2 separate regions of the Homo sapiens genome follow, and region 1 is linked to region 2. A link is a contact called in ENCODE Hi-C or POLR2A ChIA-PET data. All regions are on one chromosome and are shown on one strand. Each heading gives the region's core, a stretch centred on a gene start or an enhancer-like site at or near the end of the contact. The rest is flanking DNA. Distances are from core to core; before and after follow the strand shown.

What was found. Hi-C counts contacts between places; a loop is a spot of excess contacts on that map. ChIA-PET counts read pairs that join two places held with the same protein, here RNA polymerase II (POLR2A). Pooled maps may share reads with other maps.
Region 1: a loop to region 2 is called in a pooled map, with 2.8 times the contacts of the local background. The contact joins two enhancer-like sites. A Hi-C loop is called at or near these places in 5 of 50 pooled maps. POLR2A ChIA-PET finds 5 or more read pairs at or near these places in 2 of 52 experiments (BJ and activated T-cell).

The regions. Positions count from the first base shown.
Region 1 is chr3:24,234,418-24,240,301 of GRCh38, forward strand. The region is part of intron 3 of THRB (thyroid hormone receptor beta); the gene reads right to left. Among named protein-coding and RNA genes, the nearest start is that of THRB-AS2, 86 kb to the left of the region's middle. Within about 2 kb of position 3,759, at least 5 of the 41 ENCODE cell types and tissues checked have a DNase peak (open chromatin) inside an H3K27ac peak, as active enhancers do.
Region 2 is chr3:23,962,071-23,968,424 of GRCh38, forward strand. NR1D2 (nuclear receptor subfamily 1 group D member 2) reads left to right here. Exons shown (of 8, transcript NM_005126.5): 5 at 1-535; 6 at 2,907-3,092; 7 at 5,743-5,953. Among named protein-coding and RNA genes, the nearest start is that of NR1D2, 20 kb to the left of the region's middle. Within about 2 kb of position 1,696, at least 5 of the 41 ENCODE cell types and tissues checked have a DNase peak (open chromatin) inside an H3K27ac peak, as active enhancers do.

The sequences.
Region 1 (5,884 bases), core at 2,509-5,008, 270 kb after region 2:
ATTTTTGGTTGGGAGCAAAGAGAAGAGAACCTACCAGCAGTAAATTCCTTTGTGGGTGGAAGATGAGTTTCTAAAAAACAAGCCTGGAGGCTGAAGAGGAATCCATCAACCCAAGGATCTGTCTAGGGCTGCCCCATTAATCCCATCAGACACCAACTCAGGCTTTAGATCATTCAAGATGAATTACTCATGGAGCCCACTCCTGCAAGGCTTAGGTGAAGAACCAACCTGTAACTCAGGGGCAGAAGAGCTGAACAAGAGGGATACAAGATGTGTTTGAAGGCACTGAAGAGACTGTAATTAATTACACCTGTATGAGGGAACCCAATGGTGATATGTGAGTTTGGCTTTGGAAAAATGAGCTGGGATTTTTTTCCACGCCAGGGATGAAAAGCATGGCTTAGAAGTACCAAAAAAGCCCAGGGTATGTGACTGCAGGAGCGGGGCAGGAAGTGACCATGAATGACACTGCAAATGTAGTTTCAGGCCAGATGGTGAAGAGTCTTGAAAGAGTTGCTGTGGAACTTGGGCTTTATCCTGTGAAAAATGGGGAGCCACGGAAGGTCTTTAAGCAGTGATCCAGTGTGAGAAAGGCAGCCCTGCTGCAGTGTGGAGGAGGCCTGCTTGGGAGGCTCACCCTTTGGTGGCACCTCTTTGAGTGGGATCATTGCTATTAGGTTGATGCAAAAGCAATTGCAGTTTTTGCCATTACTTCTAATTGCTTTTGTTTTTGCACCAACCTAATACTTGCCTGTCTCAGTATTCAAGGTCACAAGGCTAGACCAGTGCCAGAGAGAACACCTCCACTCCTTCTTGTAGAACTCCAGCACGCTTGCCCTGACCACACACCTTTGTCCCCTTGTGTTTCCTTTCTCTGTATCGAAACTACAGCACTGAAGGGGCATCTGTAAAAATTACCTCATGAAAAATCTTTCCACGTAGACCTGGTGAGTCATTGTTTATCCAACCTGTGCACTGAATCAAAACATGCTTCCCCTCACAGCTCATCATCAACCTTTTGTGGCCTTTTCAAACTGTCTTCCTTAGTTTTTCTTCTCCTTGGCTCTCTCAGGAGGAAGGGTAGCAGAGTGTCATGCAGCCTGATGTATCAGATGATAAGATTTAACAGGGCTCATCTATTAATACTTCAGCAGGTGCTTCATGGGCAGCCCAGAAAAGCCATGACTGACTGGGTTGGGGGCTGTGGGTTGGGGAACCTTCATTAGCAATTCTCTTGGTTCATTTTAAAAGGTCAGACCCATGAGTGTGACGTTATTACATACCCTAGCCCAAGACCATTAAAACTGGGAAGGCCTTCAGAGAAGGACATATCCATCTTCTCACCTAGCATTGAGCAAACGTGACTAGATGCAGAATCAGTGGACATGCTAGATTTCCTAGGAAGTTGCCGTGTAAGAGGGGGGCATAGCTTAGGGATGTGTCTTGAAGTTGTGTTTAGGTAGCAAGCAACTATTTTTATGAAGTTTATTTGGTATTGTGGGGTGCTGGGTATGACTGGAGTTCATGGGATGGGGCTGAACCCCTCACCCCACCCTGTCCCCACTTGAGCCTTCCCACAGCTCTGTCTGTGGCATCTGGAAGCACAGCTGAATAAATGCAAATGGCTGTCCCCCTAGGTGGGCTGCACCCATGCTAGGAGGGCAGTGAGGCTGTGGATCTCTTGGGGGTAAAAGTGGAGTTTCCCCTTCTTTTCCTTATCCCCCTCATAGGAGGAGAGGGAGAGCTATACATCAAACCTTTGACTCTGGTATTTGGGGAATATTTTAAAGAACAAGTCCAATCCCAGGTATGGAGGAAAGGCTCCTGGACTGGGCGTCATTCCAGATGGCTTTGGGTCTCAGTTTAGTAGTTTGGGGATCATGGACAAGTTCCTTTAACTCTTCAAGCCTCATTTGTAAAGATAAATCACAATTCCTGCCCTCTCAGGATTATGCTGAGGACCAAAGCAATTGGAAAATGCCTGTAAATTTAAAAGGAGGACACAAATGTAAGGTATTGGGAGACTTCTTTATTATTATAGGCATCATCATTATTATAGATGATCTCAACTCCTGGCCAGCCTCAATCATCCCAAAGGCATGGGGGAACTGAAACTCTTGCCTGGTCTAACTTTAAGCTTACCTGAGGTCATTTAAAGACTCAAGAACAATACAGAGCCCACCTCCCCAGATGCTGTCATTACAAAGATTAAAAGGAGGTGAAATTGCTTCTCCTTCACCTGCCCTGCCATTTTCCTCTTGCAAGGCTGAATTTTTGTGAAAAAAAATTTTTCCCTTTCAAGGTTACTTTGCATGTTCATTTAACCTTGCTGTGGGGAGTAAGAAAGTTTGGACACAGAAATAAATTTGTTCCCAAGTCTATAGCATCCTGAGTGCAGCCCCAGTTATCCTTCCCCGAGCCCTTTGCATTTTAATATTAAATCTAGGACCCAATGAAGTGAATAAATAATGGTTGAATTTCTCATGATAGGAATCAGTTAAGAACTCAAATAGGAGAACAGAGGCAAGGTGTTTTCAAATCATACCACGCTGTGATCCACCTTTTGTATTCAGTAAAACTAACCCTATTTGGGAATGTAGTATCAAAAAATCAGTAAGAGAAAAAATATGAAAAGCTAGCGTAGTTAGACTGGGCATGAGCCTAAAGAGGAACATAAAACTCTGAGTTAGTAAAAATGTGGAAAACTAGTGAAAGCTCTGTCTGTACCGTATCCCAGGTATTAATCTGAGTGGGTCACCTCTTGGAGGGGAAGGCAGTCAGAATTTCTCCACTGGGTATGGCAGGAGACTCATGCCCCACATAACAGACTTTAGCAAATGACTGTTGAATGGCAAAGCTATACTTTTCATTTCAGATTTTCAGGCAGTCTCTGTAAGTGTTTTGCCGTCAGGAAGGGAAATAATTCAACCAGGGTCTATGGTTGAAACTGAGCTTAATTTGCTGTTGCTGATATTTCTTTTTATTCTTAGTAAAATAATTCACTTTTACTTCCACTCCACCCACTCTCTCAACTCCAGTTCAACAATCTCATTCTAGAGTTCCCCCTACTCTTTATGTTAGTCAATATCCAGGCCAAATCATTGTCCTCTTCTCTCTCTTCCCCTTCCTCTTCCCCTCTCCTTTTCCACCTCTCTCCCAGACAAAGTCACCATGGCATGTTACAAAGAGCATTGGCCTTGCCACTTAAATATGGGATACTGAGTCAGGAGTAACCATTCCTAAAATGGGAATAAGGCCGTAGCTCTCAAAGGTGACATTGGGTTAAGTGGGACGTGCACACTTAATCCATGGTAGTATTCTATACCCTTCAATGCTGGGTTCTGGGGCTACAAGCAGAGTAAAATCCGATTCCTGTGTTGAGGACTAGGTCAGCAGTGGCAGAGGTGGAATGGGCCTTAAAACAAACAAACAAAGCCCCCTGCAAATCTAAAAGCATCAACCACATCTAATTTATTGTCACATTGAGTGAAACATGGAGCACTTTTAAGCCAAATAAGGTAGTGATAGAAAAGTAAAGAAGAAAACAGCCAGTAAAAATTTTATGAGACCAACCTGAAAGGACCAGCTTGGCCACCTGCTGTTTATAGTGCGGTTTCCTTATGGCTGTCTTTCTCTACAGGTGGACTATCATCTCCGAACACTCCTAAGAAATGGAAGATAGTCTCTTAAGAGGACAGCCCAGAGGTAGTTTGAGGAAACGTCTGACAGCAGGAAAAACAACTTCAGCAGATGCCCCTTTGGCCAAAGCATGCTGTTAAAACTGACTCTACTGACACCTGGTGGAGAGTAGGGTAACTTCTCCCTGCTAAAGAGGGTGTGTGTGTATGTGTGTGTGTGTGTGGGGGGGGGGGGGGTGTGTGGGGTGTGTGTGTGATGAACGGATTGGAAACACATTCATCATGTCAGGGAAATTAATTCCTAAGGAATGAGGGTACCATGCAGAACCACCAGATGCCAGAATATATAATTGTGGTTAGGTGACTCACTGAGACACATGCATGAAAAACAACAAACAAGAATGTGAAAATAAAACATTAAGACTGCAGCAAATGATTTATTATTGATTTTTAAAAAGAGTTTGATAATGAGTAAGACAATAACAAACAATCCACTCCCTTCTGCAACCCTGGATGGTGTCATAAGAAAAGACTCTAGTACTTGACCCCTTGATAGTATCATCTGAAATTTAAAAGAAAATTCAATCTTGTCCCAGGGAGACAGTGTCTCTCAGTCTGAGCCAGTGCTCTGCTGCCTCTGGAATCTGCAGTGAGCTCCTTCAGATTTTTAACCCTGGGATAAAAAGAATAATCTTCCTAAATGGAGTGTTATGAAGACTGCTGTGCTCCTGAAATTCCCTTGAAGATGAAAATAAAATTATCCTAATAAATATAACTGTTTACTACTTCTTCAGTGTCAAATGGGGGGCAGGGGACATGGGGCTACATTGCAAAGCTCTTGCAGAAATTGACTTCGGAAACTTTGTCTCCATTCTCACGCATTAGGTTCTTTTTTTTTTTTTTTGAGACAGAGTCTTGCTCTGTCACCCAGGCTGGAGTGCAGTGGCATGATCTCAGCTCACAGCAATCTCTTTCTCCTGGGTTCAAGCAATTCTCCTATCTCTGCCTCCTGAGTAGTTGGAATTACAGGCACAAGCCACCATGCCTGGCTAAGTTTTGTATTTTAAGTAGACCCAGGGTTTCACCATGTTGGCCAGTCTGGTCTTGAACTCTTGGCCTCAAGTGATCTGCCCACCTCGGCATCTGAAAGTGCTGGGATTACAGGCGTGAGCCACTGCATTCAGTCGCACATTAGGTTCTTGTTTAATTCTGCTTGGTAAAGGTTCTGTTGGCTCTTTATCAGAAATTCCAGTGGCTTTCTGTGAGGTGTCAGGTGCATGGTATAGCACACACAGCCTGAATTTGTCTTTCAACAGTGTGTATCAAAGGTGATTTTCAGGAATGCACCAGAGCAATTAGAGCAATCATTAGTTCCAATTTGCAAGAATTAATCCATCATATTTGGGACACTAAATGAGAATTTACATCATCATTATTATTATTTGATGGAGTCTTGCTATGTTGCCCAGGCTGGTCTCGGACTACTGGTCTTAAGCAATTCTCCTGTCTTGGCCTCTATCATTATTATTTATTATTTTGAAAAATCACAGGAGCCTTGGTTAAGGGTTGTCTCAGGGAGCTAGGATGGGTAGGTCTGGGTAGGAAGGTTATAAAGGAAAGAAGTCCCTCAAAGATGCATATAGTTCTAATTTTCTTTCAGCTTCTCCCCTGCTAATATTTAAATTTAGAATGTGTATTTCCTGCAATGTGATGGCTTGAATGCATGATCCTGCCAGAATGTGTACAGTTAAACTATACCTGGGGACAGTCATGCTGTAACAGAGATTCCCAACTTTCTCAGTGTATGTCACTCTTAGTGTTTCAGTAATATTTTTTACGGTGACCCTAGGTCAAAAGAAATACTTAAATGCCCTGTTTATGAAGTTATGAGGTCCAAACAGCTTGACAGGTGGATTTGCATGGTGTCTGACAGTTGTTTCTGGGTTTCCCTCAAAAATTAAAAACATCCCACTGTATTTCTGTGGGGTTGCTGTGGTACCCAAGGTGCTCTGGTACAGATTTTGGGAACCATGGCTATAACAGCTTTGAAAATCAGTGAAAAGTCTAGAAGTGTGATTTGCAGTATCTCCTTTCACCCCTCACTCTTTGTGAGACCATGGCCACAACATTTGACCTAAAGGTGCCATTAAAAAGTTTCATACAGCCAAGTGAGTCGGCCTGGCTTACCACTTGGTGTGGAGGATATGAGAAAGAGACACAGAGTGAAGTCTTAGCAGGATTTAAGG
Region 2 (6,354 bases), core at 446-2,945:
TGGTCACTTGCAAAATGACACATTAGTAGAACATCATGAACAGACAGCCTTGCCAGCCCAGGAACAGCTGCGACCCAAGCCCCAACTGGAGCAAGAAAACATCAAAAGCTCTTCTCCTCCATCTTCTGATTTTGCAAAGGAAGAAGTGATTGGCATGGTGACCAGAGCTCACAAGGATACCTTTATGTATAATCAAGAGCAGCAAGAAAACTCAGCTGAGAGCATGCAGCCCCAGAGAGGAGAACGGATTCCCAAGAACATGGAGCAATATAATTTAAATCATGATCATTGCGGCAATGGGCTTAGCAGCCATTTTCCCTGTAGTGAGAGCCAGCAGCATCTCAATGGACAGTTCAAAGGGAGGAATATAATGCATTACCCAAATGGTCATGCCATTTGTATTGCAAATGGACATTGTATGAACTTCTCCAATGCTTATACTCAAAGAGTATGTGATAGAGTTCCGATAGATGGATTTTCTCAGAATGAGAACAAGAATAGTTACCTGTGCAACACTGGAGGAAGAATGCATCTGGTATAGTGAAATCGATTTTTTGCTTACATTGTATCAGGGAAAGCTTTGAAAATTTTCTTTTATTCGGGAGATATGCTAACTTGGGGGGATGGTGTCAGGAAACCTAAGAAATTTACAGACTTAATTTTGTACAGTATTTTAGGTCAAATAATTTTAATAAACATCTTCTGATGAATGACCTAATTTCACACCCAGCTAGGTACAAGCATGTGATTTGATTGATCTGAGATTGGGATTAGGATTTTATGTAAAATATGATTCATGCAGAATTGGTCCTTTAATTCTTGGAAATCCCTTTGAAAATTTAAGCATTCTGGTTAATTAGTACCTTACTAGCTTTGGGATTTTCTCAAAGGGCCGAACTTTTCGCTTGCCATAGTTAGAAATTCTTTGATTTCTATAGAAAGAGGTTTTTTTTTTTTTTAACCATTATTATGCAAGAAGGTCTTTGGATATAGAACATAGATGTTTTATTGTTTGATAAATTTAGGAGTATTTTAATTTCATAGGCTAATTTCTAAGGATTTTCTCAGACTTCATCTTATGAGATGACTTAATGTTGGTCATATCATTGAAGCTTTTCTATTTTTCCATCAAATACGACATTCTACATCAAAGTACAGTGTTCATATTCAGCCAAAATTTCACCAAAAACAGCAGTACCACACCATTTCCAGTTTAAACCATGAAGTCCTTTGATAGTGCTTGGTATTTTCTACTGACAGGTAATTAAAGTCGTCTTTTTCATTTTCAAAATAGTTGACTCTACCTCAATCTTCATTAAAATTTTTGTTGTCACTTGGAGTTATTTGATTCTGTGGACCTTATGTTAGGCTAAGTCGTTGCTTTTTTGTTTTTTTTTTTGAGACATTCTTGCTCTGTTGCCCAGGCTGGAGTGCGGTGGCGCGACCTCAGCTCATTGCAACCTCCACCTCTTGGGTTCAAGCAATTCTCATGCCTCAACCTCCCAAGTAGTTGGGATTACAGGCATGCATCACCATGCCTGGCTAATTTTTGTATTTTCAGTAGAGACAGGTTTCACCACGTTGGCCAGGCTGGTCTTGAATTCCTGGCCTCAAGTGATTCACCCACCTCGGCCTCCCAAAGTGCTGGGATTACAGGCATGAGTCACCACGCCTGGCCAAGTGGCTGCCTTAATGAAGGAAAAATCTGTGGGCATTTTGGTTCTGATTTCATGATATTCTCTATGGTTTTGTAATCATCCCATTCCTAGATTTTGTATGGATTTAGTGAAAATTTAAAGGCTGATTTTACTAATAGAATATACAGGTGTGTTTCATCATCTTTTTGGTGTTTTTTTTTTTTTTTTAATAACTTCTTGGCTTCCTATTTTCCCTCACGCAGTCGTCATTTAGAAGACACACCTGTATCTGCAGTCCTTGTTTCCTGATTGAACAAGTAGAAGTCAGTGATCACAGCATTGTTTTTGAAATAAATGGGCAGTGACTTTTTTTTCTTTTTTTTTTTTTCGAGACGGAGTCTCACTCTGTCACCCAGGCTGGAGTGCAGTGGTATGATCTCGGCTCACTGCAACCTCCGCCTCCCGGTTCAAGTGATTCTTCTGCCTCAGCCTCCTGAGTAGCTGGGACTACAGGCGCAAGCCACCACGTCTGGCTAATTTTTTTAATTGTTGGTAGAGACAGGGTTTCACCATGTTGGCCAGGCTAGTCTCGAACTCCTGACCTTGTGATTCGCCTGCCTCGGTCTCCCAAAGTGCTGAGATTACAGGCGTGAGCCACTGCGCCCGGCCAGGCAGTGAGTGACCTTTTCAACAAAATGAGGCACCTTGCTGTTTTTTCTTCTTGGAAATTACAACATTGTAATTCTACCTATATAGAAATAAAGGAGTTTGGAAATATTAACTAAATGTGAATTTGGGCCTAGGCTTGTGACTTCTGGCTGTGTTGGACAAATCACTAAACCTCTCAGAGTCTCATTTCTCCACCTAAGAAATGGAAATTATAATCTGCCATGAATAATAGATTGAGAATCAAACAATTGAATTTGTTTGCAAAATTATAAAACACCATATACTAGCATAAGGTGGCAGCAGTGTTACAAAATAAACTCTTAAACCTGTGCAACAGGTGTTTGAAATAGCTTGTTATAGATGATATTTTTGCTTAGGCTTTTTTTTAATGATAAGTTAATTGCTATTTATATTAGGTTGCCAAGAGGCTTTCTACAGTATGGTGGGCAGCAAATGGATGAAGTGCTAATATCTCAGTAGATTTTACTTGTGTTTTGGGGGTTAAATTCATGTTGGGGTTTCTGATAATTGAGATGCTGCTTTTGACATTTCTTTACCACCTCTTAGTATTTAAGAGTTTTTCCGTTTTATGTATACTAGGTTTGTCCAATGAGTAAGTCTCCATATGTGGATCCTCATAAATCAGGACATGAAATCTGGGAAGAATTTTCGATGAGCTTCACTCCAGCAGTGAAAGAAGTGGTGGAATTTGCAAAGCGTATTCCTGGGTTCAGAGATCTCTCTCAGCATGACCAGGTCAACCTTTTAAAGGCTGGGACTTTTGAGGTAGGTTTTATTTATCCTGAATATTGATGCAGGCAGGGCATGTAGTATTTTATTTTCATGGATGTTTTAATTCTTTTTTTTTTTTTTTTTTTTTTGAGACAGAATCCTGCTCTGTCACCCAGGCTGGAGTGCAGCAGCGCGATCATAGCTCACTGCAACCTCTGCTTCCTGGGTTCAAGCATTCTCCAGCTTCAGCCTCCTGAGTAGCTGGGACTACAGGTGTGAGCTACCACGCCCGGCTAATTTTTTTTGTTTTTTTTTTTTTGTAGAAACAGGGTTTTGCCTTGTGGCCCAGGCTGGTCTCAAACTCCTGAGCTCAAAGCGATCTGCCCACTTTGGCCTCCTAAAGTGCTGGGATTACAGGTCTGAGCCACTGTGCCCGGCAGATGTTTTCATTCTTTTCTAAGTCAGTATTTATAGTCCAGAGTCTGAAACTATCAACAAAATAATCATCATCTCAGGATTTTGGGAACAGACTTGGGAGACTTGGTAAATCCAGAATTGTTTAGGATTTTATATATATTTTTTACTTATTATTTAGGATTTGAAATATAGGTATTCTGTATCTACAGCATATGAACTCCTGAGTTCTAGTATTGCTTTTAGATGTGGACTTAACAAGTTTCTGCAGTGTTAGACACCTCCTGAAAGCCTAGCCTAGCATTTACTGTATTCGATACAGAATAAGAAGGGCAAATAGAATGTGATTTCGTTTTTCGAGAGACTGTAGAATATTTTGGGGATATATCAGACATTTCTTATGTGCCACCTTAGCTCTTCCTGGTTTCACCTTGCTTCAGGATCCTTGGCTACTTTTCTGTCCCGCTTCTCTTGCAACACTGTATCCTGCTTGGGCTTGGGGTAGTCTCTACTGTATAACTTAACAGATGTGCCTCTCCTGGTCCTTAGTTAGGTGTCTTTCACCTTCTGTCTGCCCCAGGGCATCCCTTTTGCTGCCAAGGTGTGAGATGCCTTGGGACCTAATTAAGGACAACTCTGAGATTGGGGTGGTGAGAGGAAGTTGATGTTTGGTGGGCCAAATCTTTGAACCTTTTATGGATGGAAGAAGTGAGCCAGGGCTATATTTTCACTTCTCCCTGGATTTATTATAACGGAGGGAGTGAGATAACTAAGTAATATAATTGTTAACCGATTTAACTTGGATGTCAATTATAACATGGTGCTTAGAACACTTACTGTGATAGCTTTCTTTGTGGATAGTCTCTTTGGGTGTTGGTTTCTTGAAGCAGTTCAGTTAGACTTCATCTGCTTCCTTTGCCTTGGCTGCATTTGATGTGTTGATGTTTCGAAGTGTTGCTGCATTGGAATTTTGCTCTTTTTACTTAAGGCATAGAGGCCATGTGTTATACTTGGCAGCCTAAAGAGATTCTTTAATGCCTTTGGCCAGGGCCCAGTTTTAAATTTACTGGCACTATTTCTTGCTCTAATTTTATATTGCATTTCAGAATCTTTGTTAATAGAGTGGCAGAGTATCTTTGCCATGAGTGGCTAGAATTTCTTTTGATGTTCTTCTTGGAGTATTTATTGCTTTGGTAGAGAATCTGTCTTAAGAAAGTGGTTTTGGGACCGGGTGCAGTGGCTCATGCTTGTAATCCCAGCACTTTGGGAGGCCGAGGCAGGCCGATCACTTGAGTCCAGGAGTTCGAGACCAGCCTAGGCAACATGGTGAAACCCTGTCTCTACAAAAAATACAAAAATTAGCTGGGTGTGGTGGTATGTATTTGTATTCTCAGCTATTCAGGAGGCTGAGGTGGAAAGGATCACTTGAGCCGGGGAGGTTCAGGTTGCAGTGAGCTGTGATTGCATCTCCGGCCTGGGCAACAGAGCAAGACCCTGTCTCAATAAATAAATAAATAAATAGGCCGGGCGCTGTGGCTCATGCCTGTAATTCTAGCACTTTGGGAAGCCGAGATGGGTGGATCACCTAAGGTCACGAGTTTGAGACCAGCCTGGTCAACATGGTGAAACCCCATCTCTACTAAAAATAAAATCAGCTGGGCGTGGTGGCGTGTGCCTGTAATCCCAGCTAGTTGGGAGGCTGAGGCAGGAGAATCGCTTGAACCCAGGAGGCAGAGGTTGCAGTGAGCTGAGATCGTGCCACTGCACTCCAGCCTGGGTGACAAGAAGAAAACTCCATCTCAAAAAATAAAATCTGGCATGGTGGCTCACACCTGTAATCCCAGCACTTTGGGAGGCTGAAGCGGGTGGATCACCTGAGGTCAGGAGTTTGAGACCAGCCTTGCTAACATGGTGAAACCCTGCTTCTACTAAAAATAGCAAAAATTAGTTGGGCGTGGTGGCGCACACCTGTAATCCCAGCTACTTGGGAGGCCGAGGCAGGAGAAATGCTTGAACCCGGGAGGCGGAGGTTGCAGTGAGCCAAGATCATGCCATTGCACTCCAGCTCGGGCCACAAGAACGAAACTCCATGTCAAAAATAGAATAGAATAGAATATAGAATATAGAATAGAATAGAATAGAGTGGTTTTGAGTAAAAGTATACCCTGTTTTTCTTTTATAACTTTCTTTTATATGTGGGATGATTCATAACTGACTTGATTGAATACTAAGTTATTTTTTTATTATTGCTGTTAGACTTCTCCAAATACATTTCTTTTTCTTTTTCCAGGTTTTAATGGTACGGTTCGCATCATTATTTGATGCAAAGGAACGTACTGTCACCTTTTTAAGTGGAAAGAAATATAGTGTGGATGATTTACACTCAATGGGAGCAGGGGATCTGCTAAACTCTATGTTTGAATTTAGTGAGAAGCTAAATGCCCTCCAACTTAGTGATGAAGAGATGAGTTTGTTTACAGCTGTTGTCCTGGTATCTGCAGGTAAGCAAGCTGGTTCAAAATTGTGCCACACCTAGCATATAGTGACCAACTGGGGAGAAGATGGCAGTTAACAGGGTTCCAGAAAGTTATATAGAGGGAATAAGGCCTTAAGGAAGATGCTAAATTGTATGACCCTGTTATTTTTGTGTAACTAATTTTTTCGTTATAACAATATATGTCAAAGTACTATAGGAATAAAGTAATACTTACATCTAGGCCTTGTGTTTACCACTGTTAGTCTTTAGCTTTTTGTTCATAATTTTTCTATGAGTCTAAATCTTTATTTCATGAATTTGTTAGAACATTATGTATCTCCAGGTAGGTAGTTGTAATATGAATTTCAGTTTCCATTCAAATACAATGTGGGTTACTTGAAAACATTAAAAGTATCAAGAGGTATT